Regions from separate parts of the Mus musculus genome. Here region 1 is linked to region 2. Evidence: chromatin loops called from intact Hi-C (ENCODE). Cell type or tissue: gastrocnemius. All regions are shown on one strand. Links, peaks and the distances in the headings refer to the core of each region. The heading gives the core; the rest is flanking DNA. Region 1 overlaps Strn3 (striatin, calmodulin binding protein 3). Region 2 overlaps Heatr5a (HEAT repeat containing 5A).

The links. A loop is a pair of places that touch in the nucleus more often than their neighbours do. Peaks named below come from ENCODE experiments on the same cell type or tissue, not always from the same donor. Only the 100,000 strongest peaks of a DNase experiment are listed, where the experiment ranks them.
Region 1: it touches region 2 in a loop (2.2-fold over the local background); 2 of 42 quality-filtered maps call a loop at or near these places.

What each region holds. Positions count from the first base shown.
Region 1 is chr12:51,636,631-51,653,403 of GRCm38, forward strand. Strn3 (striatin, calmodulin binding protein 3) reads right to left here. Exons shown (of 18, transcript NM_052973.2): 5 at 16,042-16,215; 6 at 13,474-13,600; 7 at 11,364-11,505; 8 at 6,474-6,584. Among named protein-coding and RNA genes, the nearest start is that of Ap4s1, 46 kb to the right of the region's middle. In gastrocnemius, for the core only: no CTCF peak of the experiment used is centred there; no DNase peak of the experiment used is centred there.
Region 2 is chr12:51,872,893-51,889,665 of GRCm38, forward strand. Heatr5a (HEAT repeat containing 5A) reads right to left here. Exons shown (of 36, transcript NM_177171.4): 30 at 16,695-16,773; 31 at 15,962-16,109; 32 at 15,106-15,378; 33 at 11,375-11,599; 34 at 8,222-8,373; 35 at 6,363-6,576; 36 at 2,981-4,724. The coding sequence ends at 4,420. Among named protein-coding and RNA genes, the nearest start is that of Gm34894, 29 kb to the left of the region's middle. In gastrocnemius, for the core only: a CTCF peak has its summit at 9,102 (motif pointing left); DNase peaks (open chromatin) are centred at 6,202, 7,046 and 10,235; H3K27ac peaks cover 3,140 bases.

The DNA of each region.
Region 1 (16,773 bases), core at 4,495-12,494, 240 kb before region 2:
ATAGGAAGAATAAAGAGTTTCAAGCCAGCCTAAGCTATAAAAAAAAAAAAAAAAAAAAAAAAAAAAAAAACCTCTGCTTTATAAGAGGGGAGTAGAGGGGGTAGATTTTTAACTTTTAAGAGAGAAACACTACTATGAACTATAAAACACAATACTTCTATCTCTTAACTGTGACTTTCAGATTTTACATAAATGTACATTCCTCTAAACAGACTGCAGCACGATGGAAAACATCAATAAGCTGACAACTGTTATCTACATCCATTTACTCACTCAAACTTTATCTTCCTTTACACAGCACTTACAGTACTTTCTCCAAATCTAAAACTAACATTTTTCATTTCTTAAATGTGGTCTTTGCTAATTGACATTTTGTTTAGCAAGACTAATGACTAGGAGGCAAACAGTTTTATCTTCTGACTACCACTGTAATTAAAATAAACTTTTCACATTGTTAGAAATAATCTATGTCTTGAAATCACACACACACACAAATGCATACAAAAAAAAAAAAGCAAGAGAAAAAAATGAAATTAATGAAATATGCAGAACCTAAACTGGCAACATTTTGAACTTGGATTTTATCCCTGATATAAGTAGTGACTATGTCTCAAGCTGTCGTTGGGAGTCAACTTCATAACCTGACCTCAAAGTTCAGGAAATGAGTCCTTGCAGGCTAGCTTTAAAAAAAAAAAAAAAAAAAAGAGCAAAAGCAAGTTTCTTTCAACATGGCAACTGTTGTCTTAAATAAATGTGATACTACAATATTGAAGAAAAATAAGCAGAACTACAAAGTGAGTCTATGGATTAAAAACTGCACTGTACTCTTGAGAGTATCTTTCTGACTGGAGATGAAAACAATTAAAAGGATAGGGAGGGAGGGAGCAACCCAGCACAGGATTAGCTGGTCCATTCGAAAACTGTACCTTAGATGGGTAGGAGGAGCGGAAGTAAAGCTAGTTAGACAGAGGAGAAGATGAAAAGAAGGGACAAGTACTGACCTAAGATTAAAACAAACAAACAAACAAACCAACCACAAAACATTGGCTTGTTTACATTTTTAATCCAGGATCTCAAGTAGTCTAAGGCAGGCCTTGAATTTCTGATCATCCTACCTCTGCCAGGTAAGTGCTGGAAGTACAGGCACTGTCACCATGCCTAGCTCAGGGCTGTCTTAAAAGTATAAAACTGAAGCCAGGAACAGAAAACAAATCATCCTTTGTATAATAATGTCCCTTTGCTATGAAACATATTTGCCTTTCTCAATGTACTGATTGATATTACATTAGAAAACGTACAGTGATCAGGTAACATCAAGGAAGGAAATGGTAAAATCATGCTATATATTGAAACAGTGAGCAAGTTACTCTAGGGAGCATTAAATGAATCTTTCTGTATTTTTGTATGTGAGTACACTGTAGCTGTACAGATAGCTGTGAGCCTTCATCTGGTTGTTGGAAACTGAATTTAAGGACCTCTGCTCACTCTGGTCAACCCTGCTCACTCCAGTTGGCCCCGCTCTCTCCAGTCAACCCCACTTGCTCGGTCCCTGATTGCTCTGGCCCAAAGATTTATTTATTATTATAAATAAGTACACTGCTGCTGTCTTTAGAAGAGGGCGTCAGATCTCATTACAGGTGGTTGTGAGCCACCATGTGGTTGCTGGGATTTTAATTCTGGACCTTTAGAAGAGCAGTCAATGCTCTTATCTGATGAGCCATCTCACCAGCCCCAGGTTCCAGCCCTAAATGATCTTTTTATCAAATATTATAAAACACTGTCCCCACCTTGCAAGACTTTTATGCAAATACTCTAATCTTCCCACTCAGTAAAATCTTTATTATACAAAGCCCCTACTACATTTTCAGATTAAAGAAGCTGACTCCCTTCCCCTCTTCATTTCCTGTGCATAAATTCTTTGAAGACTAGCCAATCAAGTAAGACTTCAATCGGACCCCAGCTAATGGAAAAAAGACAGCCAACTGCCTGTGCTGGAATAAGAACCAAGTACACTTTCTGTCTCAGTATATTTTGCTCCACAGAGATTAACTAGAAAAAAATTAAAAGAAGTTGCTCTGTTAAAAAACCAAGATTGTAAATGTAAGTACAGTCTCAAAATGTGAATCCATGAAATCCAGAAAGGCAATGCATCTTTTGAAGAAAGAAAACAAATTTGAGGCAGGATCTTGTAAGTGGGCCTGAAACTTCCTATACTGCTGAAGATGCTGCTGAACATCTCACATCTTGCCTCTCCTTGAAATTACAAACACGTAAAACCACACTGCATCTATGTGGTACTATGGGCAGAATTCAAGACTGCATGGACGCTAGGGCAAGCAATTCTACTATTTGTGCTACATTCCCAGCCCAGTATTATGTTCTCAAGTCAACACAATTTTATGTGGCACAAAAGTAACAATCTGCTAAGAGTAAAAGCAGTAATACAGTTTCGTTCTTTTCGTGTTCAAAGACAAATAAAAACAAAAAATGTTTAAAAGACTTTTAATTCCTCTGATATTCTAAATAAAAGGTTGCCAGTTTTTCTTGTGAAACAATCAAGTGTATAATGTTCCCAATGCTATGAGCCATGTGCTATTTATAAGCATCATTAGTTTATATAGCTTTACTGAGTTAACACATGGAGGAAAAAATGGAGGAAAAAATGGAGAATATCAAAAACTAGAAAATTCTATGAAACTGAGATTTTGTTGTTTTGTTTCAAGACAAGATTTCTCTGTGTAGCCCTGGCCAACTTGGCACTTACTCTGTAGACCAGGCAGTCATGGAAGTCAGAGATCTTCCTGCTTGTGCCTCCACCAGGTACTAAGACTAAAGGTGTACGATACCACCACACGGATGAAACTGAGATTTTAAAAATAAAAAAAATATTTTTCTCACTTTCCCTCCACTCTCAGATATATACCTCTAACCTCTTTCCTCCAATTGCTTATTTGATTTATTTTGTCACTGCAATAAAAAGCTGACCAACAAAAGTGTTTATATAGGTGTGTATTTTAAAAAAAGATATACTTGCAATATACAGGGTTTGGTGCTATTCAAGGTATTGGGTTATTTACTGGTGGTCTTGAAGCATCCTTTATTTAGCTAGGATACTACCATTTTTCCCTAAATTAAATCTACACAACAATTTAGTTAAAATTTTCATACTGAACTCTGAATTCACCAATTTTTAATTTATAAATAATTTCATGAAGGAAATGTGGAAAGTAAATAATTTCTAATCATTTCTTTAGAAACCTAATTCTTTTTTGTTTTGTTTTGGTTTGTTTTTGGTTTTTCGAGACAGGGTTATTCTGTGTAGCCCTGGCTGTCCTGGAACTCACTCTGTGGACTAGGCTGGCCTCAAACTCAGAAATCTGCCTGCCTCTGCCACCCGAGTGCTGGGATTAAAGGCGTGCGCCACCACCGCCCAGCTAGAGACCTAATTCTTTTTTTTTTTTTTTTTAAGATTTATTTATTTATTATATGGAAGTACATTGTAGCTGTCTTCAGACACTCCAGATGTGTCAGATCTCATTACGGATGGTTGTGAGCCACCACGTGGTTGCTGGGATTTGAACTCTGGACCTTCGGAAGAGCAGTCAGGTGCTCTTACCCACTGAGCCATCTCACCAGCCCGAGAACTAATTCTTAAGTCCTCCCCTACACAGATACACATAGCTGATATCTGCATAAATATTTAAAAATCAGAAACAATTTTAAAGTTTAACAAAGACCAAGTTAAATGCACAGAAGTATTCTAAGAGCACGGAAGTTTAGATTTGAGAACCTAAGGTTAAGGCTAAGGATGTAAGCCAGGAGAAAATCATCTGCGTGTGTAGAACTTAAGGCTCCTACTCAACATGGTCAGAAGCCAGAGGGTTTACTCTGGATGGATGCAGAAGAACGCATCTATTATCTTAGCACTAGATTGAGAAAGAGAGACAAGGAATACAAGTTCAATGGTAGCTTAGGCTAGATTGAGGTCCTGCCTTCAAACAAATAGACTCTCTTAAGAGATGCCTACAACACATACTCTTGGGTATGTCCTAATGTACTTCTAAGTACCTCCCTTTCTCTTAATCCTCATGCTTAAATTAAACCTATGGTTAAAATACCTTTTGTAAAATCCCAACTTCATGTCTAGATAGACAGAGAGACAGAAATGCAAACAATAACAAAATTTATATTTTGTTAAAACACATAAAATACAAAAAGCTTATATACAAAAGTATTTCAGAGTTTTAGGAAAATAGTATTACATGCAAATATTAAATGCAGTTCATTTAAATGCAGTTCATTTCTAACCAGCGTTAACAGTTAAACTTTCTTTTTGTCTTTATATTCATAAACTTTAAATAAACAAAAACAAAAAGTATCACTAATATAGCTGGTCTTCAACCTCCTATATAGCCCAGGCTGGCATTGAACTTGCCAGGGCTATACATATAAATCCTGTCTCAAAACAAACAAACAAAGAAAGCAACAAAACAAAACAAAAAACCTTGAGATGCTAGATATATTTCTACTAACTCTCAAAAAGATCTAGATCTATTCATAGTGTATATAGAAGCAACATTAAAATGTTTAGCTGATTAGGTCAGTACACAGCATATAAAATATAACCCGAAGTTATTTTAAAATAAGTTATTTTCCTTCACTCAATTTGGGGGAAGGGTGGTTTACTGTTGTTTGAAACAGGGTTTCTTTGTATGGTTCTGGCTGGCTGTTAGCTCTGTAGACCAGGCTGGCCTTGAACTCAAGAGATCCATCAGTCTTTGCCTCCCCTGAGATTAAAGGCATAAGCCACCACTGCCCAGTTATTTTATTTCTTAAAAAGAATAAAATTTAAATCCTAAAATTCAAATGTGATTTTTATCTAAACTGAAGTTACCCATGCAGTAGTACTTTCACACTCAACATGCATACATTATGGGTAAATGGTGTTAAAACTAACAGAGCTCCAGTCCAGCACACAATGCTTTACAAATAAGGAGTTCACAACAGTCTGGAACTTCTTTTTATACCCATGCAACAACAACTAGTACAAAGTTATACAACTGTCAGAAGGTGGGGATTTAGCTCAGTGGTAAAGCACTTGCCTAGCAAGCATAAAGCTCTAGGTTCAGTCCCCAACACCAGTGAAGAGAGGAAGTGAGGGAAGGAAAGGAGGGAGGGGAAGGAGAGGAAACTCATTGGTGAGATTCTCAAAACTCCAGTTAACTCCGCAATAAATTAAATGATTCAAAAACGGCATTATTGAAGAAAACACTATTCCTGATATTCCTGCCATTTTATAAGGTAATGTATCTGTCACTAGAAACAGGAACAGGAAAGAATTTCTGTCTCAGTCTGTTTTGCACGTTTGTCCTTGACACACTCTTTAGATTTTGTTCGTTTGTTTGTTTGAGATAAGGTCTCCTAGCAACCACGGCTAGCCTGGAGATCCTCAGGTAGAGAAGGCTGGCCTTCAACTCAGGACCCGACTGCCTCTGCTTTGCCTTGTGAGTGCCAAAATTAAAGATATGTGTCTCTCTGCCTGCGAAGATTTATTTATGTTTGTGTGTATGGATGTTTTGCCTGTATGTATTTGTGCAACATGAGAATGCAGTACCCACTGAGCAATAATGGGCACCAGATCCTCTGGGATTGGAACTATGTAGCTGGTTGTTAGCAACCATGTACATGTGGGAATTCAAGCCAGGTCCTCTTCAAGAGGTGTAAGTACTCTTAACTTGATACACTTAAAACAACAACAACAAAGTTGGCCTACAAGTCAACAGCCAATAAAAATGTTTCAAACAAAACTTCAAGTCTCTCCATTAGTATGGCAGGAATGAGCATTTTCCTTGGGTGCTCTCAGGTATAACGCACAAAATACAAGGTTACCTGTCCGAGAGGTTCTACAGTCATACTTTCACACATAGGAACAAGCATGCAGGCACCCAAAAAGAACCAGTTATGGACTAAATAACCCTTATGATCACCACCACTTGCAGCACTGTCACTATAGTGGTGTAGTCAAGTAATTACCCAGAAAAAAAATGTGGTTGCTAATTGTCCTTGGATTATGACCACAAGCAAAGTCCTAGGAAAGGATTACCTATCCCACTTACTTAAAGATTCTCAAACTAAGAAATCCTGGTAATAAGGAATACCTTCAAGTAGAAATTATAAGAATTTGTATTGTCATTCTTTCTGAACAAATTTCTATTATTTTAAATTCCAAAGCCAATATTCCTTTTAATTTGATAAATCTTTTAAATTTTTGAAAATCTTTTTACCTTTACTTTACATATTTGAAGTGATTTTCTATTTGACCAATTATAGACCTTATATTTCAATTACACAACAGACAAAGTTTAAAGTTAGTTGCTCCCTTTATAACATAAAAAGTAAATTGCATCCAAAAAAAAAAAGCCCTTTTGTTCAACACAGCATAGGAAAATGGTAATAGTGATAACTGCACTTACTCTTCACCCCTTTCTTCCCCTTTCGCTCCTTCTTGTACTGTTCCTTCAGTTTACTTATTAGCCCCTGGTCTACATCCCAAACCTCAGCAGTTGGGGAGAGGTCATCTTTATCTACATGCAGCATATTATTAAAAGAAAAGAAATCAGCAGTTGGCAATGCAAGCTGTTGGCAGTAAACTGTTAAAGGCTTTACATCATCATAATAAAGATGTTATAATAGCATATACTCAAAACACTTTAAAGGTGCAGTCTCAAGTTTGGTATTCACAATGTAAATGTTCTTAAGTTCCTAAGTATTTAATATCATCAACAGGTAAACAAAACTTCATTTTTATATATGGCAAATTTGAGTATTTCACAAATGGACTAACATTAAAAATATAATATTAAAAAATAGACCACTGCATCTTTATAAAAATGTTAAAAAAACTATTCAGCCAGCATCATATAAGCAAATGAATGAATTGCATGCAAATTAATAAAGTGCAAGCTGTAAAAGTCAGTGCCACTTCACTGATGAAATCAGTCATGCATCCCTGTCATAATAGTTCTGCATGCACAGGGTAACTGTACTATGGCAGAAAGGTATTCTAGTCCAACATATACATAGAGTTTCCAAATACAATGTCTCAGATTATTCACACAAAGCATTCAAAGAACACCACCTGTGTCCATCCCTTCATAACCGTTCAACATTTTGTTACCTTTTTTCCAGTAAAAATAACACAAATAAGCAAATTCATATTCCACTGAAGTTTTGACTTGAGCTATTTTTTTTTTCATGGTAAAACAGTGATAAGCACAGAGAAGTTAAAACACATACTGCTCTATACTTGGTAGTATTTTTCTTGTGTGTTTTCAGTAATATTTAAGTAAATACTTATGATGGGGGAGGCAAATAAACTCATAGTAAACTAGAGAACTCTTAGAACAAAATAGTATAAAAATAATTTTCTTAGACTTATTTTACTCATTAAGGATTTTTCTTCATTGAGTTTTAAGGCAACTTTATTATTATTAAATTTAATAGTTACACATGAACTGTTTTAGAGTCCCATTAATAAATAAAAAATCATATTCAAGCTCTTAGTTTTTATACTAAATAGTAAGATTTTAGTTTTAAATTCTGGTAGCTAAGCATATTTTGTTTTCTAAATCTCATAAGTGCCGTAGGCCTCATTCAATCATAGAGAGTAAGAGAAAGGTTTTCCTGTCTCTCTGGATTGATGTGTAAAAGTAAGCATAACAAGGTCTTATGTTTGAACAGAGAGAAAAAATTCAGAGTTCTAATTCTTTTATACAGTTGTTATGCCTTTTCTCTATCATCATAGGTGGCTGGTATGTGAAAAGATGTTAATTTGCTAAATTCTGTTATTTGAAACTAAAGATTAGTATTTTCATAAATTGTCAAATGTGTAATTGTAGCAGTTTTAATATTGATATAAGAAAAACCTAATTTTTAATGTACTCTAGACATAAGGGCTCCTGAAACCTATGCTGTATCAGAAATCGTTTTCATTTACTGAATAATGTGACCTGAGTCATTTGAACTCATCTCTGCTGGAGGACTGGGTATCAGATCACAGCACCAACTATCTTGGACTCGTGATCCTCCTGTCTCTGCCTTCCTGTGAATTATGGGCTTGCACTTCAAGACCTCATATAGTCATCTTAATGAAACTAATGATTCCTGTTGTCAACTACTTACACTAAAACAAATTGACACATTTTAAAAGAAAGGTTTTACAACCCACAGACTAAAAATAAATAAGTAAACCTTAGGCCTTATGTGGTGCAATACATAGGAAAGAAAACTAATTATGATGACTAATTTTCTAAAAGTCCTGCATAGCAAGAATGAAGCTGTGAATAGCTGTAAGTACAATAGCAAAGAATAGAGTGAAAAAGCAAAGGAAAAACGTTATTACTTGCAAGATAACCTCAAATCTAGAAAACAAAGTAAACTAAGGAGGTGCAAAGAACAGGTGGATGCATATGTGCACAAAAACATCTTGGAACTTGCCTGGTAAGCAACAGATGGTTTGATATTGCTTATAAGAAATAGGTAAGAGCAAAAGGGAAGAGGCAGGAATACCAAGAAATGAAGTTGAATCAATTATGGAAACCTTGTTTTTTTTCCTTAAAAGAAAACACAAACATGTACAAAAAGGGTGATTCCTAATAACCTGAAACCATAGAACAATAAAATTCTATTATGGTAACTCTATTACCAAAGCAGAATGCCTACTAACCATAGTATAAATTTATAACTATTCATGTCTTGAAAACAGAAATATTTTATCACTTGTCTATAGATACCAATATTCTGGTATTAATTATATTTTGCAATCTTATTAAGTCCAGAGATCATAATTTCAAAAAGCTGAAGAAAATAAGTGAATTTTCTTTTTTTTAAAGATTTGACTATTTGTTTTATGTATGTGAGTGTGCACACCGTCACTGTCTTCAGAGACACCAGAAGAGGGGATCAGATCCCATTACAGGTAGCTGTGGGTCACCATATGATTGCTGGGAATTAAACTCAGGACCTCTGGAAGAGCAGCCAGTGATCTTAACCTGAGCCATCTCCCTAGCCCCTAAGTGAATATTCTTAAAATGCCACCTATCCCCATAAGAAAAAAAGCAAACGACATGCCTGCTAATACTTGTAACTATATGAAGAACATAAGCTGCTAAAATTAAACTATATTATCTAATTAAATAACAGGCAAAGACTTCATAGCTTCCATTAAAAGCAGTGGTTTCATATGATAACAAGATAGTGGAGTATGTTTAAGACTCTTGAATTAATGTGAATCTAAAAACCTTCCCATTTAAAAACCATTATAAATTTGAATAAGTGAATTAAATATAACGGTAGTGATTTTTACATGCATCCTCTTAGTTTAAAAAAAATGAACATAATAGCTGTTGAGTAAATGAATTTCACAAACATTGCATAGATCATTTTTGCTTTTATATAGAAGCTGCTTAGATCACTATGCATATAACACACTTTAAAGTTACAGTCTTGTTTGATACTAAGAGACTTTCTTGGTTATTTACACTTAAAAAGAAAATGACGATCAAGAGCTGTTACTCAAAAATCAAGTCCTCTTTATAACTCCACAGCCAAATTCTCTGAACAAAATACTAATTACTTGCATATGACATCATTAAAAAAAATAATTCTATTTCATATCAATTTCTCAACTGTTTTTCCTTTGTTCTAAAAATTAAAATTATAGCAACTTTAGTTAAAGGAAAAAGAAATGGTTGTATGCCAAGATTTAGCCGAACAGATGTTGTACAAACCTTTAACTAATAAGTAAATTATACATATACACATATATATGTATATATATTCATATATTTAATGAATATCTCTGTAATACTGTAGGTGATTTCTAATTTTATATATGACATTTATTTATGGTCCCTAATATATATATACTTTAAAATGTTTGTATAATTTAAACTTTTACATAACAAATCTTCTGAAAAAAAAAATCGTACTTTTGAAGTTATAAGAATAATACAAAGGCTGGATATAAACTTTTTTTTTCCCTTTTACTATTTCTCTTATAAATAAGTAATCTCTGAAAATATAGCATTTTAGGAAGGTACAAATATGTCCAAACCCAGACAGTAAATGTTTATAGTTTCAATTACTATGCCCCTTCTATTTCTACTTAAATTAAAAATGATGCTTTGAGCTATAAATGAGAAGAGTAGTAATTAAAATCTTTTAAGTAATTGCTTTTTATACTAAGTCAAAAAATATAGTATTTATAGGTTTGTCTCTCCTATTAGCAATGTTCCATTTCAATACATAAATGAGGCTCTCTAAAAAAGATTTACTTCATTTTTATTTATATGTGTTTTCATACATCCATGCATGCCGATCCCTGCAGAGGACAGAAGAGAGTGCAAGATCCTGAAGATGGGACTTACAGGTAGCTGTAAGCCCCACATATGTGCTAGGAGCCAAATGCTGGTCCTCTCCTCTGAGAGAGAAATGCTATCCCCCTAGTTCCAACATTAAAAAACAAACAAACAACAAACAAATAAAAAACTCTGAAATGTGGTTTGTTTTCTGGTTTGCTGAGACAGGATTTCTCACAGTATACCCCTTGCTGTCCTGAAAATCCCAGGGAGATTTGAACTCAAGAGACCTGAGTGCTGGGACTAAAGGTATAAACCACCAACACTCAGTCCAAGTGTGTTTTTCTTCACACACATATATATATTATAAAGTATATTAAACAAACCTCAGAAAAGCTCTATAAATACACTTGAGTTCTACCACAACCAGAACTATTACCTTGAAACATTTTACCTACTGATAGACCTTTTCTTTCTTTTGATTATGGATGCCTACTACTAGCTTTATATATCACTTTCAAAGTTTAGGCCCTAACATTCACATAGAGAACACTATATGCAATAAGTGTAATATTCTCACTAAATCTTGCTCGTTGTTAGGCTATGATCAGAATTAATAATTTTATTCCTTCCCAGAATTTAGAACAGGTAACACCACCATATGGACATACAAGGAATTCTCTTAAAGTCTTGATTACCTAAAATTAAACGATGGGTATGAATAAAAATGAATGATTCTCGCTTTAAAAAGATCTGTTAGAGGGAAAAAATAAATTTGTAAATCAACAGACTACTTCAATTCAAGATCAACTTCAGAAGTCAAAAGCCACATACTAAAAATCTCAGTCATAAAAACAGTAAACTAGAACCAAATAGCTCAGTATCAATACCACTTCTTGCTCTTAATTTACCTGCTACCATACACACAGAGCCCACACAGGGTTTAGTAATAAGGACCTGAGAAGGCTAGGTTTCCCTCCACCCCAGACTTCTGTGTCCCCTTACCCCATTCTGTACCATCCCCTGAACTCCGTGCTTCACCAGCCCCTTCACCATCTTCTGCAGTCACTAAAAAGTCGAATTCTTTCAGTGCTTCCTCAGTATCTGGATCATCAGTTAAGTCAGCAGCTAAACCTTCATTACCTATCTGTAAAGAGAAGATGAGCCAATAATTAATAATTTTATTCTACACTTTAAAGAGGTCCTTTAGTATTTCCACCTAACAATACTTACAGATCTACTTTGAAATTATTCAGATCCACAATTGTCCTTTTTCCTATGATTGATAAGTCTCAAACTATGCTCTAGACATAGATAAACAGTTCAACATTGTTGTATGAAGATCAACTGTAACATCTGACACAAGTGATGAGGTGCTGGAAAAGGCCAAAGTTTTACTCAAGAGTGTCCTTTATAGTAGACTCACAGATGATCCCTACTGGAGAATCATTAAGTTATCCTGAATTGGCTGAAGACACTGAGAAATGTATACTAGCTCTATGATTCATAGCAACACAGAATAACCACCAATAAACTTATACTAGTTGTACAACAAATAATAAAAGCAACCTACGTCCCAGAACAAACTAGTAAGAAAAGGAAAAAAACCCAGGTTTCTGAAATGGCTCAGCAGGAAAAGCAGCTGCGTGATGAGCTGAGTTTTATCCTAATAAACCAAATAAAGGTGGAAGGAAAAAACTGACTGCACAAAGTTGTCCTTTACTTCCACATATGTGCTATAGCACATACACACTCCTCCATACACATTATATAGCACAAAAGCAAGCCTCTATCCAACAGAGTGTATCATACTTGTGAAAAGCTGGAGAACGGCTGAAACTGCTTTTGTAGACTGGAAGCTTTTGACAAACACTTGCTTTTTTTCTATATTTCTACAAAATCTCCGGGTACTACAACTGAATTTACTCACTTTTTTTCCTTTTTTTGATAGACAGGGTATGAAGAAGTCAAACGACTTCAAACTCATTATATAGGTGAACGACATCCTTGAACTCTCTATCCCCTACCCTTACATTCCATGAGCTGCACCACCAAATCCAGTTTATGTGGTGCTGAGGCTGAAGGCAGGAATTGGTGCATACTAGTCAAGTACTCTGACATACAACCTCGGCCCTTGCCATTAAAAAAAACAAACAAAAAACAAAAAAAAAACTGCACAAACACTTGAAATATTGATCATTACTACTTTGATGCTTAAAAATGGGGCATAGAGTTTACAAATGGTCCAGCAGAGTCAACTCCCCATCTACTGCTACAATACATCAAGTTTGCTTCTTAGAGTATGAGGGAAAATAATTTTTTATTTATTAATCCTTACCAAATAGCCAGAATGCTGGCACATACTGACAACCCATACATCAGACTCTCATCCAAGGTGGGAGCATCTACACCATGGTTTCTGTTCATTTTTCTCCCATGTGATACTGTAAGATAAACTTCAGTGTGACCCCAAGTTGGGATAGGATTAAGGAATGTGTACTGGCTGGTTTTGTGTGTCAACTTGACACAAGCTGGAGTTACCATAGAGAAAGCAGCCTCAGCTGAGCCTCCATGAGATCCAGCTGTAAGGCATTTTCTCAATTAGTGATCAAGGGGGAGGGCCTAGCCCACTGTGGGTGGTGCCTTCCCTGGGCTGGCAGTCTTGGGTTCTATAAGAGAGCAGGCTGAGCAAACCAGGGGAAGCAAGCCAGTAAAGAACATCCCTCCATGGCCTCTGCATCAGCTCCTGCTTGAGTTCCAGTCCTGACATCCTTTGGTGATGAACAGAAACATGGAAGTGTTAAGCTGAATAAATTCTTTCCTCCCCAACTTGCTTCTTGGCTATGATGTTTTGTGCAGGAATAGAAACCCTGACTAAAACAAAGTGCTACTTTAAAAAAAAAAAGAAAAAAGAAAAAAAAGCTTCAAGCCACTGGACAGTACTTTAAAAATAGACCTTCTCTCAGATCATTTAGTGAATAACATATGAAATCATAATTCCTGCCATATGTACATGAACGGAGTAGGAGCTGGCAGTTATTATAAACCTTTTAAGTACAACTAAAATAATTACTGTTCAAATCACTGTGTGGAGGAATATCGTTAACTCTCCTACTTTGTGCTTATGGATCCGAAGTTTGTCTTTTCCTTCTGGGATGCCCTCAATCATGTCATTTTCTTCTTCATCACTGTCATCAGCATTTTCTAAGAAATTGAATGTCTCGAGAACATCACCAGGGGGCCTGTAGAAAAGAGAAAAGATGATTCCAACTATTTCAAAGATTGACTCTGGTATTTCTTCCTGCTTTCTATTCCTATACCCTTCTTGTTATCTAGTGATACTACAAATTGAACCCAGGATGTCACACATGCTAGACAAGTGTTAAATCAATAATCCACATTCTGACCCTTCTAATTCCTAGTTTAAAACTACTTGAAGGTGGCATCTGCAATTCAAACACAACCTAATTTTTTGTTGTTGTGAGACAAGATCTTACATAATTCAGATTAGTCTCAACTCATTATGTTGATGAAAATAACCTTTAACTCCTGATCCTCCTTTCCCAGTAGGCTCCTGGTTCAAGATACCTTAATTATAATATAGTGCCTAAAACTTTTATTCTAGAGTATCTTTAAAGATTATTTGTGCTCTATAATTAAAATAAGGATTGTTCTGTGTTTAATAAGTTTCAACCAAAGCTTTTTGTCTACATTTTAGGTAAATGCTATAAGAAAATAAAATCTGGGGACGGAAAATGGCTCAGCAGGTAAGACTATAGGTAAGAGATCTTTCAGTAGACCTGAGTTTGGGTCCCAACACCCACATCAGGTGGCTTACAATGGTATGAACTTTGGCTCTAATGGATACAATGCCTTCTTTGAGCCTTTGCACGCACTTACAACTTATATGTACATAACCTCCCATCTCACACACACACACACCCCAGCATAATTAAAAATAAGTCTTTAAAAAGAAAAATAATCTACTAAGATTAAATGATCAAACATGCTATTATTTCTGAAAAATATTTAAAAAACAAGTTAGCAATTTTTTTAATATTTACAACCACTTATACTTTAGCCTAAATATTGGAAGGCTAAATAGTAAAACACAAAAGCTAAATTTATTAGAACTGCCCATATTTAAAATTATAAAGCATATATTACACAAGATATACCACTCTGGGGAGCAGAGGAAGTTCTGAGTAGATGTACGTTGTTGACATGAGCGATCCAGGCTTGGTGTGGTCATATGCATGATTTTGATCAACCCAGTGGTTGGGTGGCAGAAGCAGGAAGATCTTTGAGTTATAGGCCAGCCAGAGCCACCTAAAGAACCTTGTCTCAAAAATACAAAAAGAAAAAAAAAAAGACCCGAGTGACTAAACCTCAGCCCCATGGGGGTTGCAAACCCTTTACAGGATGAGGCTCAATGTGGTAGCAAAACCTTCCTCTGATCCAATTGTGAATGCTAACAGTTTGTGTAGAAATGCCCATAGTAGCTTTCTAACCCCCAAACCCAGAAATGAAGGTCCTGAAGACTGCTCGCTCCCCTGTGAGGACTGCTCCCCTGTGGGGACTGCTCCTTACCAAGACTAGCTAACCTCCTTATTCAGCTGTACACCATAACCCCCACTTCCTTGTTCAGTTTTATATAATAAACACACTAAGCTTTCTGGGTGATGTACTTCTCCATCAGAGTGTCCAGGAAGCCATCCCAGTTTTCCTGTGTATATGTGTCCAATGTCTGTAATTTCTTCATTCCCTTCCATTATCTAGTTAGGGTTCCTAAACCCGAGAGGTACCAATCCATCTTATAAATCTCCCCCCCCCCGACATTTTTTATTAGATATTTTCTTCATTTACATTTCAAATGCTATCCCAAAAGTTCCCTATACTCTCCCCCGCCCCGCTCCCCTACCCACTCACTCCCACTTCTTGGCCCTGGTGTTCCCCTATACTGAGGCATATAAAGTTTGCTAGACCAAGGGGCCTCTCTTCCCAATGATGGCTGACTAGGCCATCTTCTGATACATATGCAGCTAGAGACACAAGCTCTGGGGGATACTGGGTAGTTCATATTGTTGTTCCACCTATAGGGTTGCAGACCACTTCAGCTCCTTGAATACTTTCTCTAGCTCCTCCATTGGGGACCCTGTGTTCCATCCTATAGATGACTGTGAGCATCAATTTTTTTTATACAGCAAATAAGTATCTTTAATCTATTAAAATGTTTTCAAGTATTTCAAAACTACTCCAGTAACAGCTAATAACAATAATCTATTTTACTACTATATATAAAAAAGTGGCTTTGATAGATTCATTTAATATCTAACAATAAATGCAACTATAGAAAATATAGGGCTGGTGAGATGGCTCAGTGGGTTAGAGCACCCGACTGCTCTTCCGAAGGTCCAGAGTTCAAGTCCCAGCAACCACATGGTGGCTCACAACCATCCGTAACAAGATCTGACCCTCTCTTCTGGAGTGTCTGAGGACGGCTACAATGTACTTACATATAATAAATAAATAAATAAATCTTAAAAAAAAAAAAAAAAACCTGGCTCATCTTAAAAAAAAAAAAAAGGAAAGAAAATGAGACTACCAATGAAAAGCCACTGTTGTATCACTGATTTTGACTTCCATAAGTTAAATGATGTTAATCAACAAATACAAATCATACCTTTTGATTTCTTGTCCTTTTTGCTTAGGAGATTCACCACCATTCAAGATCTGTTCTAAATTCTTTGCTTCTACAGATCCATTTGGCTCTGAATTAGACAGTCCAAGTAATGACCTTACCCGTTGAGATCGTACATCTAATATTGTATCTGTGTATCCTACTTCCTGAAGATACCTATCAAGAGAAAATTAAATGCTAAAATTCAACATATTGTTAACATCTGCCACCTTCAAATCATATTAAAAATTAAAGAAAAAAAGCCACAATCACACAAATTAACTTTTTCTTTGTCTCAATAGCTTCGTTATAGCCTAATTCCAGGTCTAAGAGAATGATGTCAACTTTAAGTTCCAGGACATCCTATACCCTCCCCTCTGACTTATGTAGGCAATCAGCATATATGTGGTGCACATGTATACATCCAGACAAAACTCATATACATAAAACAATCTTTTTTAAAAAATGAATTAAGGCAGGTGTGGTGGTGCACACCTTTGATCCCAGTACTCAGGATGCAGAGGCAGCCTAATCTATAGGCGTTCCAGGATAGCCAGAGAATCCTGTCTTGAAGAGAGGAGAGGGAGGGGGAGGGGGAGGGGGAGGGGAAGGGGAGGGGAGAGAAGAGAAGAGAAGAGAAGAGAAGAGAAGAGAAGAGAAGAGAAGAGAAGAGAAGAGAAGAGAAGGGAAGAGGGAGGAGGGGAAGGGGAGGGGAGAGAAGAGAAGAGAAGAGAA
Region 2 (16,773 bases), core at 5,454-13,453:
CTGCCTCTGCCTCCCAAGTGCTGGGATTAAAGGCGTGCGCCACCACGCCGGGCACTTAGCTTCTTTTATACTGTTTCCTTTCTGTTGTTTTTTGAGCAGGCTTTCAGTGTCCCTCCCAGTAGTCTCTATGTCACTGGAGCTGAGGATGTCCTTGAACTCCCTCCTGATCCTCCCGCCTTCATGTCAGTGCTGTGATGACAGGAGTGCACCACCTTATCTAGTTATCAGGGACCTGGGGATTGAACCTGGGTCATCATGAATGCTAGGCAGGTGCTCTACAAACTGAGTTAGATCCCAGCCCCTTTCCTTTGGGTTGCTGTTTTTGTGTAGCCCTGGCTTGCCTAGAACTCAAAGTGTGGGCCAGGCTGGCCCAGAACTCATAGAGTGTTGGAACTAGAAGCTCATACCAGCATTCCTGGCTCCCCCTTTCCTTTATAAAGTGCCCCATTGCTTTCTTCACTATCTGATGTTGACGTTTACCTTGCAACATTTGAAATTCTGCTTCTATGCTTTATTAGATTATCTGTATACCCAGTATTAACTCTTTCCCTGACAAATGTTTTCTTCCAGGGAGAGTGGGGGGAAGAGAGGTTCAAGATAGGATTTCTCTGTGTATCCTTGGTTTTTCTGGAACTCACTTTGTAGACCAGGCTGGCCTCGAACTCAGAGATCTACCTACCTCTGCCTCCCACGTATTAAAGATTAAAGATGTGTGTCATTGTTGCCTGACCCTATGACAAACTTTTAAACAATGGGTTACACAGAACAACTTAGCTAGCTCACCTAGTACCTTTGCCTCTAGAGCCTATGTGAGGGTTGTGGGGGTGTGAAGTAATTAAAATACTGTTAGTTTCCCACCGAGGTGACACAATATAGGAGAGAAACAAGTTAAACTGGGGAAAGCACTCATCTGAACTGAACTCCTGTTCAGTTTGTGTCACCTGGCCACCCCTCTAGGACCATGGCAAGGCAGCATGGGAGTGAATCTGTTCACCCGTAGGCAGGTAGGGGTAAGAGAAAGGAAGGCCATGGGGGCAGTGTGCACTCTCTGCACAGGCACACCTCCTCTGCCCTACCTGCTCCAGGGAGGCTCCCCCTCCAACAGCTCATCCAGCCACGGACTCACTAGTGACTAGTGCACTGATCGATGGGGCGAGCTTCCTCTTGACCCAGCTATTCAACAGTGCCTCCTCTATGTGGGCTTTCTGTGGGATGGTTCATATCCCTATCATAATATCCCATGCCTGTTTCTCTGGGGTTATTGACAGTGGACATTCATCTGCTATTCACCAGCTCACGGAAATAACATTTGATCATACAGAACTTCCAGCCAGGCAGTGATAGTACACACCTTTAATCCCAGCACTCAGGAGACAGACGCAGGTGGATTTCTGAGTTCGAGGCCAGCCTGGTCTACAGAGTGATTTCCAGTACAGTCAGGTCTACACAGAGAAACTCTGTGGGGTGGGGGTGAGGAGGGGCCAAACAAAACAACCCTCCCTCCTCAAACAACCCAAAGAGCCTTGCAATGCATTTTCTATTCTGACTGTTCACCCTTAAGAACTACAGAGGATATTATGTTTCCTTTACTTTTACCTACTTTGTTAGTAGAAATGGTTTGGTTACAAGGTGGGGGCGGGGTGGGGGGGGGAAGAGAGAAAAGTTTGCCTAAGATAGTTTGCTCAAAGCCCCATTCAACTGCTGAGTCATCTCTCCAGCCCTATAAAATTATTTTCCTTGCTACTTTATAACTGTAATTTTGCTACTGTTATCAATGGAAATGCAGGAATCTGACATGCTGTGCAACCCCTGTGAAAAGGTCATTGCATCCCCAAAGGGGTCAAGATCCACAAGTGGAGAACCACTGCCCCAAGGGAAGAAGGCTTGAGAGACAGGTTCAAATCCTCAGCCATTACTACTTTTCTTATCAGCAGAGTAGTATCTTAAAATTCTGCACTGTCAAAAAAGATGATGCACTTAAAAACATTATGCAACAAAATGCTGAGCAGAAATCTTAACAACCAAATGGAACAATCAAAATGGATGAAACAATAAAAGCCCATATGTTGGTTTGAATGAGAATGCCCCCATAGGCTCATATTTTGCATGCTTAAGTCCCCAGTGGATGAGCTGTTTGGAACGATTGAATGGCCTTGTTGGAGGAGGTGTGTCACTTGGGGGTGGGCCTTGAAGTTTCAAAAGCCCACACCATGCCCAAAATCCTTCTGCATGCTCCCTGGGGATCAGGGAGCAGCTCTTAGCTCCAGCTCCATGCCTGTTTGCTTCCTGCCATGAGGATAATGGATTAACTCTCTGAAACCAGAAGCAAGCCCCCAATTAAATGCTTTCCTTTATAAGAGTTGCCTTGGTCATGGTGTCTCTTCATGGCAATAGAACAGTTTGATTATTAGAGAGCCCCTAATAATCAAACTAATAGACTGTACCCAAAGAGCACCTGGGCTGCACTGTCCTTGGTAAAGAAACATGATCCTGAGTCTAACTCTGGCTCACACCAGAGCAAGTAAGCTGCTGTTAGGAACATGGTTGATGGCACAGAGGCAAGATTACTGGACACGATCTCTCCCGCTGAGGAAGCCGTCTACAAGGGAGGTAAGGTGATAGTACACTGGACTGACGGGCAGAGTAGGCATCACACTGTGGCAGTGACTACAGCAACACAGATGAGTAAGGCAGTAGTAGAATTTGGTAGGTCAAGGGTATAACGTGTTGTTAGCAAGACTTAGCCCTGGCCTGAAAGGAGACAGAGTTCACAGAAAGAACCCGGGAGAAGGGCATTTTAGATGAGAACAGCAGCAAAGATACATTCAAGCCCTCTAGGTAGACAACCCCAAACCACTGCGGGGAACGCTCCTTCGGGGAACGCTCCTGTGGGGAACACTCCTGAGAACCAAAGCCAAGGTGAAGGGAGAGAAAAACTGGTCATCTTTCCTGGATGAACACTTCAAAATACAAAAACATTAAAGAAAATTAGCTTTATTTATGTAATGTAGAAAAGTTGATTTTAGTGTTAGAGTTTGTCAAATGTTTTCCACTCTGAATGCTTTACAAGAGTATTTACATACAAACATAATAAAACAGAGTCCACCACGTGCTCTTGGTCTAATCAGTTTTTCTCAATTCTGGCTACACCTCTGTCCCTGCATTTTGTAAATTTTAACAGGAAGCTGCATCATTCTGACACAGTGGTCAATTCACACAGAACAATACTGAAGTGGAGGGAAAATGATCGTAAACAGCCAAAAAATATTTTCTACCAGTATGACTTTATCATTATATTTTTATATTAAAATACATTCTGTGTTAAAAAAGTATTCGTATTCACTGAAGTTCTAAATTTGTTGTACTAAATCTGACATTCATATAACCCCAAATCGATATAGACATGACTCTATATTAAGCTTTCAATATGAATGATTTCCACAAATAAAAAACCAAAACAAAAGGAACAGAGGTAACAGAAAATCCATCTGAGAATGGTAGGAGGGTGATCGTTCTATATTCTACATAAAAGCATCCTGCGTGATCTCAGCATAGACTCACTTAAAAGACAGAATCATGAGACCACAGCCTCAAGCCACACAGTGGGGCTGAAGCTGTCTCTCCTGTTATAAGTTGGGTAATTCTAGATTTGGTTCTTTGTTTGAGACAGGTTTCTCTGTGTAGCCCTGGCTGTCCTGGAACTCACTCTGTAGACCAGGCTGGCCTTGAACTCACAGAGATCCACTTGCCTGTCTCCTGAGTGATGGGATTAGAGGCATGAGCCTGGCTTAGGTCTAGTTATTAAAGAGTGTTGCAATCACTTATTTATTGTTGGCATTATTATTGTTAGTTAGTTTGTTAATTTATTTTTTGAGAGAAGTCCTATCGTGTGGTCACAGCTGGTCTGGAACTCACTCAGTAGACCAGGCTGGTTGGAACTTTGATGATCATCCTGTCTCAGTCTCCTCAGGTGAGTGCCACCCTCCCCTGCTCTAATTGTTGATGTTGCTTGAGAAATGCAACACAGTTTGATACGACCACTGAATAAGGCAGGAGTCCATGTAGAAAGTGGGATGTGGTGTAAGCGCAGATACTTTATAATACAGTGATAGACAGTTAGAGGACATACAGACTGTTAGAGGACATCCCTTCATTTTCAAAGCAGTGGATTGCTTAGTAAATTTGGATCTTTGGCACTTTCTTGAAATGCCTGGCAAGAATCCTGACAGTTCCATGGTCTTAGTAAATGGAAACAAAATAAAACCAGAATTACCAAGAACGTTAAGTTTCGGTCCCTCCTGAAATGAGAACGATCAACAGGATCTCCAAGTGCACTCGTGCCTCAAGTTCCACTTTTGTCCCCAAAGCAAGGAAACACCAAGCGTTACATTCAGGCGCTCAGTGTGCTAGGAGAGCAGCTCACAGGAAATTGGTCTTTAGCTGGATGCTGGAGTTCCTGGCCAGGTTCTTGGCATGCTTAGAAGGCGGATCCACTCGGACACTTTCCTGATTGCCTTTTACAGCAGCCTCCAGCCGGGCTTTCAGGGCTGGGGAAGAAGCCATGACTCTTTTAAACACAGACGAGTACCGAGGCCCAATCTGCATGAGACTGTGCAAAGCAAAGTCGTGCAGACTTCTCGTTACTGAAGTTGCTGATCCCAGAGCATTCTCATCCAAAAGGAAGGAGATGAGGATGGGCAGAAGGCAGGCCACCAGCTGAGCGCCTAGGGGGAGAGACGGCAGGGCTCAGGGAGGAAGGAGCTTCGAGTAAACTCTTCACTTGGGGAGAAACTCCACCCTCATCTATTCTCACACTGTATTACCAGTATCTGGGATTAACATTTTACACACTTATTGTGTGAGTGAGTGTGTGTGTGCGCGCACCCACGCCTGCAGAACATGTCTGTGTGTCTGTCCTCGTCCAGAGCCCACATATAGGCTAGGCTGGACAGGGAGCCCCAGGGATCACTTGCTTCTGACTCCTTGGCACTGGGACAAGTAAGCCATCGCCTCCATACCACCCAGCTTTTTCTTTTTTTGCGGGGCTAGCCCAGCCCCAAATTCACTGAGGATAACGTTAAAACCTGTTATTCTCCTGTCTCCACCTTCTGAGTGCTGGAATTACAGGCTCTGAATAACTAACTCAGGTCCTAGTGCTTCCAAGGCAAGATGCTCATTGACTGAGCTCTTGCTCCAGTTCTCCTTTTCTTTCCTGCTTTTCAAGACAGGGTTTTTCTGAATAAAGCCCTGGCTGCCCTCAAACTCAGAGATTCCACCTGTCTCTGCCTCTTGAGTTCCGGGATTAAGGGCATGTGCCACCTCCCTGAGCCACCCCTTTTTTTGAAAGATTTATTTATTTACCATGTATACAGTGTTTTGCCTACAGGTATGCCTCCTGCATGCCAGAAAAGGGCACCCAGATCTCATTACAGATGGTTGTGAGTCACCCTGTGGTTGCTGGGAATTGAACTCAGGACCTCTGGATGAGCAGTCAGTGCTCTTAACCCCTGAACCATCTCTCCAGCACCCTCTTTTTCTTTTCTTTTTAAAATTGATTTAAAAACTGTATATATATCTACTATAGTTATATCACTTTTCCCTCTTCCTCCTAGCCCCTCCCATGTCCCCCACTCTTTCTCAAATTCATGGCCTATTTATTTATTTATTTATTTATTTATTTATTTGTTTTTCGAGACAGGGTTTCTCTGTGTAGCCCTGGCTGTCCTCGAACTCAGAAATCCGCCTGCCTCTGCCTCCCGAGTGCTGGGATTAAAGGTGTGCGCCACCACGCCCAGCTATTTTTTTTTATTGGTGTGAGTAACTACAAAAATGCATATATAGCTGGGCGTGGTGGCCAGAGCTATACAGAGAAACCCTGTCTCAAATAATAAAAAAAAAAAATGCATATATAAATACAAGCTGCTGAGTCAGTTTACTTTTTATCGCTGACCACTTGCTATGGCATAACTAAGCACAGGCTCATTTCTGGGAAGACCGAGTGTCCTCTCTCTGCAGCTGTCAGTCCGGTAGCTCTGCATCTAGGGTCAGGTCTCACGACACTCCCCTGTCTTTTTGTTTTTGAAGACAGTCTCACTGTGCTGCCCAGGTGGGCCTCAAACTCATGGTGACTGTCTGGTCTCCATGGCAGGAATGCTGGAATCATGGAAGTGTGCCACCAGCCCTGGCAATCGTTTTTGTTTGCTCGTTTTTGAGACAGAGTCCTGACAAACACTAGGCCCCAGGTGCTTGAGACCCAGCCTTTGGCAGACACCACTCTCATAAGGGCCTTCGGATGAAAGAGAAGCAGACACCATGTGATTACAGACACTGGAGAGAGAGCAGGGCTCAGGGCTGATACTCACGGTGCTCTTCTTCCGCAATGGCGACCAAAGCTTCTAAGAGCTTTATTCCTTCTTGACAGAGCTGCAGCTCGGTAGCATCTTCGGGTTTCCTCCTGGCTATGTCCTGAAGCTTCTCCACGATAGAAGATGCTAAGGAATAAATGTATGGGTAGGAAACGGCCGGCTTTGGATACTGAAAAATGGAGTGGAGGAGCTGACAGGTCTTCATTTGCACCTAACCAGGCAAGATGAGAAGAAAGAGTAAATTTACAAAGTTCCCAGAACAAAGAGACACAAAGAACAAACGTTCTTGCAAACTCTTTGCAGTTAAAGTGGCAAAGGTTTATATTTATTCCTGTTCTCTTTAGTTTTGGAAGTCCTAATACCAACGGGCATTACATAAAAACAGTGGCTGCAGCAGGGTGGAGGGGCACAGAGGTGCTCAGCACAGCGGGAGGGGGTTTGCCCTCTAGCCCACTCTTCTCAGGCGTCTGTCTCTGTACTGTGTAAAACTAGCAGTCACATTATAAATGAACCCCAACAACTCACACCAAAAAAAAAAAAAAAAAAAAAAAAAAAAAGAAAAGTGTCTTACAGTGAAATTCTACACATTTGAGTCCTGTCCCAGGTGGTATACATGTTTTAAGGACTCCATCTGGCCCACACTAAGATGTGCCATGACTTGTCACAGTTGTGTCACTGCTACCCAACTTGGGCAGGTAGCCAATGACCTTGGACAAAAGGATAAAGGAAAACAACTACAGACATGCATCACCTCTCCTTAAACTGGAATAGTATTTTGAGCATTAGTATTATTGCCCCCCTGAGAAAATTTGGTTCCAGTGTCTTTGGAAATAAGAAATGTTTCTGTGTATGGGTTCCAAACTCATTTCGTAACACATGAAAAAAAACATTTAATCTAGTCTAACCTAATCTGTCATTCCTTATTTTTTTCTTTAAAGAAAATGCACAAATTATCATATAAATCCCATGTCATATCATTCTCCCCCTCCCCCCCGAAACAGGGTTTCTCTGTGTAGCCCTGGCTGTCCTGGAACTCACTCTGTAGACCAGGCTGGTTTTGACCTCAGAAATCCGCCTGCCTCTGCCTCCCAAGTGCTGGGATTAAAGGCTTCCGCCACCACTGCCCGTGATTTTGTTTTAATACATGATGTGTATGTGTGCTTCTGTGTGTGGATATGGGCACTTGAGCGCAGTGTCCACAGAGACCGGACAAAGAGATCAGACCTCCTGGAACTAGAGGTCCAGGTGGCTGTAAGCTATCCAACGTGAGTGCTGAAAACTGAGCTTCGGGCCTCTGGTAAAAAGTGCTGTTAACTGCCGAACCACCTCTCCAATTCCACGTTTTTTTTTTTTTTTTTGACAATTTTCACTATGTAGTCCTGGTTGACCTGAAACGTATATGTGGATGGACTAGCCTTGCCTTCATAGGCACTTCTATCTTTGTATCCCCAGTGCCGGGATTAGATGTAGCCATTCCACTCCTGGAGAGTTACACCAATTTTAAGATGCTCTTATTTAAACACTTAGTATTGTTTTACCTCCTTGTTTTTGGAGACAGTCTCATGTAGCTTAGGATGGCCTTAACTCACTTGTGATCTCTATCTCTAGTCCCTGGGGCTGGTATTACAGACCTACACTACCATGCTAGGTTTGTACAGTGCTGGGCATCAAGCCCAGGGTCTTGTGTGTGCTAGCTGTGCACACTACCTACTGAACCACAATCCAGCCCCTGGATACTGCTTGTCACAGAGACCGAGATCACAGAGAAGCACAGTGTGTGTACTGCAATCATAAAGGCAACACGTGTGTCTCAACAGATTGCTACTGCAAATAGCGCTCTGCTAAAAGACACTTACCACAGAGTCCTTGCTCTCCAGGGCAGCCTTAAATTTTTCAATGCAGCGATTCTGAAGGCAGGGGACGGTTGTCACTTCTGGGCTGGTAGACAAAATAAATACTGTGACGGCAGTAAGCAGACTGACTTCATCAGGTTCTTGTGCTCCGTCAACTGCAGAGAAACAACAGTTAGGAGGCTTGTACACATTGCCTTGCGTCTGTGCAAGGCTGTTTTTAGCTTGGTTAGCACAAGAGCCCCAGAGGGCGGCTGGACAGTGGTGGTGCATGTCAGCAGGCTCAAATCCCACCTGCGTGCTAGTCCACTCCTACCACACACACACACACCCACCCACCCAAAAGGACTAGGAAAGTATTCTACCTCTGAGCTCCACCCCCATTTCCCAAGGATCAGTTAGAATAAATATTCTAGTTAAATATTTTTAATGAAGTAGCTATGAAAAACCAGTAATTTTGAAAGGGTAATGCTGGGTAGTGGTGGCACATGCTTTTAATCCTAGCACTTGAGAGGCAGAGGCAGGTGGATCTCTGTGAGTTCGAGGTCAGCCTGGTCTACAGAGTTCTAGGACAGCCAAAACTATACAGAGAAACCCTATCTAAAAACAGACAAGACAGAAAGACTGACAAAACAAAATGAGAAAGAGTGGTAAACTTGACTCACTAAATTAAGTTTTAATTAATCGATTAATTAAAAATAGCTTCTTTGGCTTTTTGGCCAAGATCAAGTGTTATGATTGGTTTAAAACCCAAAATAAGGGGCTGGAGAGATGGCTCAGTGGTTAAGAACACTGACTGCTCTTCCAGAGGTCTTGAGTTCAACTCCCAGCAACTGCATTGTGGCTCACAACCATTTGCTATAGGATCTGCTGCCCTCTTCTGGTGTGTCTGAAGAGAGTGACAGTGTACTTATATAAACAAACAAACAAACAAACAAATAAAAAACCAAAACCATAAAAAACCCCCAAAACAAAACAAACAAACGAAAAGCTTCCAGGATTTCAAATAGCCTAGGCTGGCCTCCAACCTGATGTGTGGCATAGATGACTTTTCCTGGCTGCAGCTCCTGCGTGCTGGGCTCACAGGCTGAGTTACCATGACAAGAGTATGTAGTGCTGGGGACAGAAGCCAGGGCTTTATGCTGTTAGACAAGTACTCTATTAGCTCCAGCCTAGCCCACTTAGACTAAGTGGTTGTTATTTACAAACAAATGACACGCATAAACAGTAGCACCAGCCATATCAACTCAATAGTACTTAAACACCACCTGTGCCAGCCAGCCCTCTTAGGCAATAGAATACAACTTCACTATAATGTGGAGATCAAACAAAGAATTTAGGGTCAGCTAGTAACAAAAGGTCCATGCTTATAAAAACACCAGAAACTATAGAGAGCAGGATGTGGTGGCTCAAGCCTGTAGTCCCAGCTCTTGGGAGGCTAGGCAGGAGAATCTGGAATGTAAGAACTCTGCCACAAAATTCACCATCAGCCTGTGAGACTACCTCAAGAACAACAACAAAAAAATCACAAAATGCCTGACACTGGGTGGGTGGAGAGCTTTGGGGGCTGACGCCCAAGAGGAGACGCAGTGAGAGAGCACTGAGTTCTCTCAGGTGAGCTGGCACACGGTAACAAAGTGACCCACACAGCAGTGTCCTGTGTGGTGCTCAGACACTTCACCCTGGCAGCCACCGTGTCTGAGTAAGGAACAGGAATCTGGTCATTTGCCCAAGCCACAGCAAGTCAGTAAGTGGACGGTGTGAATGCAGAGATCACAGACATCCAGGGGCTCTCATGCTTCACCCCCCTTAGCGCCCCCTGCAAAGTCATTTTTAGTCATTACAGTCTGCTAGTTAGTTTAGTAAAAATACTTTTAAATGTCATCAAGGTAACTATGTCCTGGGTCTCTTCCCATTTCTTCTTCAGCTCCTTTCCTGCCCTTTATTTTCTGAGGATGGATGGGAAGTCTGCTTAGCAGCAGGAGTCTTGTGAGGCTCAGGCAGTAGAGAGCAGGCCCCTTGCCAACAGCTGTCTGAGTGAGTCATTCTGGAATCCAGTCCTCTAGCTGTAGCCCTGGCCAGTGAGTGTCCTAGTAACTTCATGAGTGGCTAAGGCCTGGACCTCAGAAACTAATAGGTAACAAATGCTTTTCTGTTTTAAGCCACAATGTTTTTCTGTTTTAATCTACTAAGGTTTTTTTTTCTTTTTGTTTTTCTTTTTTTTTTTTTTGTTTTTTTTTTTTTTTTTTTTTTGAGATAGGGCCTGGCTTGGCTAGGTTGGCCCTGAACTCACTATGTAACTAAGGCTGGCCTTGAACTCCTGATATTCTTGCTTCTCCTGCCAAGTGTTGGGATGACAGGCAGCATCAGGCTCAGCTGGGAGGCAAGCTGTTGCTCTGCAAACATTTTACCTTCACGATCGGCTCCTAGTGACCTACGTTAACAGTTGCTCTAACATCTCCGTCCTGATACACACTGAGCCCAGACACCACTGTGTGTCTGTGATAAAGGAGAACTTGTCATGATGGAGACTGTGCTCTTCCATCTTCATCTCTCCTCCCCTCTTACGCTGGCAGAGGCTGACACACTCAAACGTGCTGTGATGTATCTCGTCCTGCTATCTCGTCACCACTGTATAATTCCACCTCCAGCCATTCTCTACCGCCTTTTCTCTTAAATATGGATTGCACTAGAGGGTTGCCTTTAAAAATAAAGCCTTCTTGCCAGTAGCAATGGCAGGGACCTGTAAGTCTCAGGGAGACACTGTTACCTATCTGTACTTCCTCCTCCCAGCTACACTTTCGCCTTCGGCTCTCATCTGTACCATCCTTGCTTGCCACTTTTCTAAGACTCTTTTCTTTTCCTTTTCTTATTTTTCTTTGTAGTTGTAGTCCTGGCTATCCTGGAACTCTGTAGACCAGGCTGGCCTGGACTCAAGAGACCCACCTGCTTCTGTCTCTCTTGCCAATTACAAATGGACAAAGACATCGGAGATAATGAATAATAAATCCGAACACTTTACATACCTGCTAAATACACAATACAGTCTCTTCTGGGTGAGACTACCAAATATGAGCAACAGAATAGCTTAGCCAAAAAACAAAAAACAGAAACAAACCTAGCATGCCTCTCACATTAAGACCTAACAGTCCTACTGACCTGGGCTCCAGCAGTCAAGCACAGTTGCTAATGCACTTTGGAGGAGGCTGGTCCAAGCTTCGTGGCTCTTTTCTGCCCGGGCCATGGGGGAAGTTAAGATTCCTTTCAGAGTCTGCAGGGAAGCCGTGACTGTGCAGGATAACTGGCCCCCAGGTAACTTCACAGCCGTTTCCCGGAGGACTCCGATGGTAAGGTACAATACTGTAGGGAGAATTGAGATGCTGCCTGCAAGAGAAAATGAAAACTCTGCATTGAGCATGCACATTTTCTGAAGTCACCAAGGAGGGCTGGAGGGATAGCTCATCAGTGAAGAGCACCCGTTGCTCTTGCAGAGGACGCGAGTTTGATTCCCAGCGCCCGCACAGTTGGCCCATAACAGACCTTTTTTTTAAAAAAAGATTTATTTATTTATTTATTTATTATATGTAAGTACATTGTAGCTGTCTTCAGACACTCCAGAAGAGGGGGTCAGATCTTGTTATGGATGGTTGTGAGCCACCATGTGGTTGCTGGGATTTGAACTCTGGACCTTCGGAAGAGCAGTCGGGTGCTCTAACCCACTGAGCCATCTCACCAGACCCCATAACAGACCTTAACTACAGCTTCAGATGATGCAATGCCTCTCTGACTCCTGTGAGAACCAGGAATGCACACAGTACATATACACATGTTCTGGAAACACACACATACACATAAAAGGAAATAAATGCAGCTAGAAAAAAAGCTGAGTCATCAGGAATAAAAGGGTGTCAGAGGCTTCCAGTGTTTGCTGTCAAACAAACACAGCTTCGAGGCACAGCTCAGTGCTCCTTCTTCAGCACCAACTCATCTTTCCCAAAACACCACCCAGAAAAGCTCTAGAGCATTTCTCATAAATTGTAACTATTGAGAGAATTTAGTAACTCTAGACTGGCTGGCTAGCCAGCACACCCCAAGCCTTCTCTGCCTCCCTAGTACAGGGACTACAAGTGTATGCAACTATGCCACTATGACAGGCTTTGTATAATATGGTTCCTGGGTTCCAACACAGGTCCTTATGTTAGCAAGGCATCCTAATCAATTTATCACTCAAGCGACTTCCCCATCAATTAAGATTTTTTACAGTTGGATCAAATTCTGATAGTTGTAACTGGAAATGTTACTTTGGTTGTATTGCTTAGTGTCAAGTTTTTTTTTTGGGGGGGGGGAGGGGTGGTGGTTCGAGACAGGGTTTCTCTGTATAGCCCTGGCTGTCCTGGAACTCACTTTGTAGACCAGACTGGCCTCGAACTCAGAAATCTGCCTGCCTCTGCCTCCCTCTGCTGGGATTAAAGGTGTGCGCCACCATGCCCGGCTTTTATTTATTTATTTATTTATTTATTTATTTATTTATTTATTTATTTATTTGGTTTTTCGAGACAGGGTTTCTCTGTATAGCCCTGGCTGTCCTGGAACTCACTTTGTAGACCAGGCTGGCCTCGAACTCAGAAATCCACCTGTCCCTGCCTCCCAAGTGCTGGGATTAAAGGCGTGTGCCACCACCGCCCAGCTATTTATTTTTTTAGTGTCAAGCTTTTCATAGCTACCTATTAATCTTTCTTTCTTTTTTTTAAAAATAAGGTCTCAGTATGTATTACAAATGTGGCTGTCCTGGAACTCACTCTGTAGACCAGGCTGGCCTCAAACACACAGGGATCCTGTGGCTTCTAAGGCCTTTGCCTTCTAAGTCTCGGGATTAAAAGTGTGTATATCACTATGCCCTGCTAAGCTTTTCCTATCCTACTTGTTGTAGTTTGTTTAATTGCTTTTGAGACAGGATCTCACTGTGTATTCAGGGTGGACTTGAATTCCTGATTCTTCTGCCTCAGATTCTGGAGTGCAGGCATGACAGGCAAGTATCTCCAAGTCTAGTTCTAGCTTCGCATTTTGAAGGACACAGTCCTGTAGCTCTAAGTATTTTCACAATGTGATGAAGGTTCATTACTACTCAATTTATTTAAACTATGTTTACAAGACCTTTTGTTTTGGGAACTGAACCTAGGGCTTTACTCTTGGTAGGTAAGCACGTTCTACTACTGAGCTATATCTCCTCGGAACTCGCCTTCTCTTTTAGCTTTAATTTTGAGATAGAGTTTCACTAAACTGCCCAGGTTGGACTTGAACTCGGGATGTAGGTTGGTCAGTTGCTGTGTGTGCGTGTGTGTATGTGTGTGTGTGATGGCTCCACCTTATTTTCTGTGACATTCTCACTGACTGGCTGGCTGGCTGGCTGGGTGGCTGCCTCATGAACTCTGTGGCTCTGCCTGCTTTTGCCTCTCCCTCTACCGCAGCACTGGGGTTACAGGTACACACGGGCCGCTCAGCTTTTGAGGTCATGCTTGCATGGCAGGAACTTCACCACCGAGCCATCTTCTCACATCCTGTGCTAGACTTTGTTCAAAAGACAAATTTTAACTAGAAATAAAACACACCTACACACATATTTATCTTTTATATGTAATAGTTACATATAATATAGTTACATGATGGAGAAAGCTATAGATCTTCATAAGAAATAGTGTTTATACAAGAACAAACAAAACTCATTATGAGAAGGTCTCCAGGGAAACATTTTCTGATAAGGTGAGACCAGAGTTAACTTTGAAGGAAGAAAACATTAAAAAGCTAGATCAGTGCACTGTTTGCTGGAGAAGCTGGACACAGTGGTGAACACCTGTGATCCTAGCATCCCTATGGCAAGATGGGAGGCGAGTCACCTGGAAGCTTGCAGATCAGAGACCCACATGGAGCACCACAGTGACAGGAGCAAGAGCGAGGCTGCCGCCAAACAAAGTAGCAAGAACCGACTCCCGAAACACTCTTCTCCAACACACACACACACACACACACACACACACACACACACACACACACACACACACACGGTGGCAGAGTGGGCCTACCTGACCCAGAATTAGGTGGCTTATGCTCACAGAAAGTATGCCCACTGCAAACAACAGGATCAGCAGGGAGCCTCTGGCAGGCAGTGGAGTTAGCAGCACCCAGAGAACCCTAGGAGCTAGATGAAAGAACTGAATGGATTTGGTCCCAAACAGGACAGGGCATCCTCATGACAAATTTGTCATATGGAGTCAGAACTGTCCACCAGATACTGCACACTGAAAATGTACAAGTACTACTACTTGATTTAAAATACTGTCAGCTTGATGGTCAGGGCACACTCTCGCATGCTCCAAGCCTGGGCTCCACGCCTAGACCTGGAGTAAGAAGGCAGTCACAGGAAGCGCATTCACCATCACATCTGCTGTTTGTGGCTTTCACTTTCACCTCTTGGTGAAACAAATTATATTAGACTGCAAGACTAATCTTACAGGATTATAAAAAGTACTCAAATGAGAAAATGAATAGCAACTAGGTCAGTCCCCTTCTTCTAGGACAGTGGCTGGCAACCTGGAGGCCATGGCCCCACTGTGGACTGTATATCAGGTATTTACATTATGATTCACAGCAGTAGCAAGTCAGTTATGAAGTAGCAAGGAAGCAGTTCTACGGCTGGGGTCACCCAACCGAGGAAGTGACTGAGAGGCACGGCTCTAGGTCCTACGCACAGCACAGCATACCTTCAGGAGAGCACACTGCAGGAAGCTCACACAGCACAGCATACCTTCAGGAGAGCACACTGCAGGAAGCTCACACAGCACAGCATACCTTCAGGAGTGCACACTGCAGGAAGCTCACACAGCACAGCATACCTTCAGGAGAGCACACTGCAGGAAGCTCAGCAAGGATGGCCAGGGCAGCCGCCACCAGTCTACTTCCCTCCTCCAACAGGGTCTTCGGCTTTGAAGCCTTTCCTCCTGGGCTACCTGCCAGCTTAGGGTTCAGTTCTGGGAGCTGTCTAACGAGGATGCAGACACAGAGTTCCAGGGTTGCAAAGACCAAAGACTTCCCAGGTACGAGTCCTCCTGTGTCCTTCCCTTCACCAAACTCTGGCAGGGTTTCCTTCTCAGAGGCTCCATCATCAACTGAAACACAGAGGGAACAGTGCTTAAGAAATACTTGCTGCTTGCTTGGCTCCAAGTAGGTGGCAATTCCAGACAATGCATTTAGTGGCTAAGTCCTAGGTGTGAAAAGCTTAAGGAAAAAGCAGCTCTGAAGTTAAAGTTGTTTTTACTATGAGTTCTCATTACAGTGGGTTAAAAATAAAATTCTTGTAATCTTTTCAGCCTTAAAATAGTGCCCGATCAAACTCATCTCTGTGCTGTTATAAGTGAGAATCTGACAGCAGCAGCTCCAACAGCGACTCTGTCATCTTACAGACTGGCAGCGGCTGGGCACAAGGATCAGACTAGACTCTGCCCACCGGCCCCCACATACTGCCCACTTCTGCCCGTTTGCTCTTTAGGTCTGTATTGCCGTCTGCCCTAGTTTCAGCAGTATCCAGATTGTGTGGTTACCCCGAGTAACACTTGTGAAGACAATGACACTGCGCTGCGTTGTGTGGCTGCGGCTGCGCCTAGGGGAACAGCGCTTGCCCACTGCATACAGAGTGTATGACTCTCAGAACTGGAATGAGAAGAGATGCTATGTCACTGAGTTAATATTTACCTTCTGCACTACGTCTTTTTTCCTTCACATGTTCTTGGGCGGCACAGATAATCTGCCTGACCACTTCAAGTGAAGCCAGTTGAATGGCTGGTGACTCTCTGGTCAAAATTACTCGGTGTAGTACATTTAGCAATTCAATACCCAAGTCCTGTCAGAAAACATGAAGTGGACACTATTGGAAATTACATTTGTTTATGTCAGTTCATGTGTGTGTGTGTAAAAATAACAAGGTTAAATGTAATGATAAAAGCTCAAAAAGACAGAATTGAATAAATTCTCTTTTTAAAAACAAGTATATTGCCAGAACAATAAAGGAATATATCAGTACTTCTCTGCTTTGAAGCAGTCTTGTCTGCCTGGCCTAAACTTGCCAAGGATGACCTCAAACTCCTGATCCTCCGGCCTGTTCCTACAGCGCTGGGATTTCAGGTGTATCACCATGCCTGGCTTATAACACTGTAACAAATATCAGAACACTTCTCAGCTCATTTCGGTGAGAAATGGTACTATGACAAATGATCATTTTCATTCATGTCTGAGATGATACTGGAGACACAGCCAAAGGCTGACGTGTAGATTCTAAGATTAATATTAAAATTTTCTTGTAATAACAAAGACTGGAGAAGTATTTCTAAAGTAGCTCCTTATAATACACAGCAGCGTCCCGACTCAACCCGAATGTAGTTGTGGTCTCTGACGTCAACAGAGGTCTACCCAAGGCACAGTCCAGCACCTGATCACTGCCAATTCTCCACCTGGGCCAAGGAACATCGAGCAGGGCCTGCAGTGCACGCAGACAAGCCATGATGCTT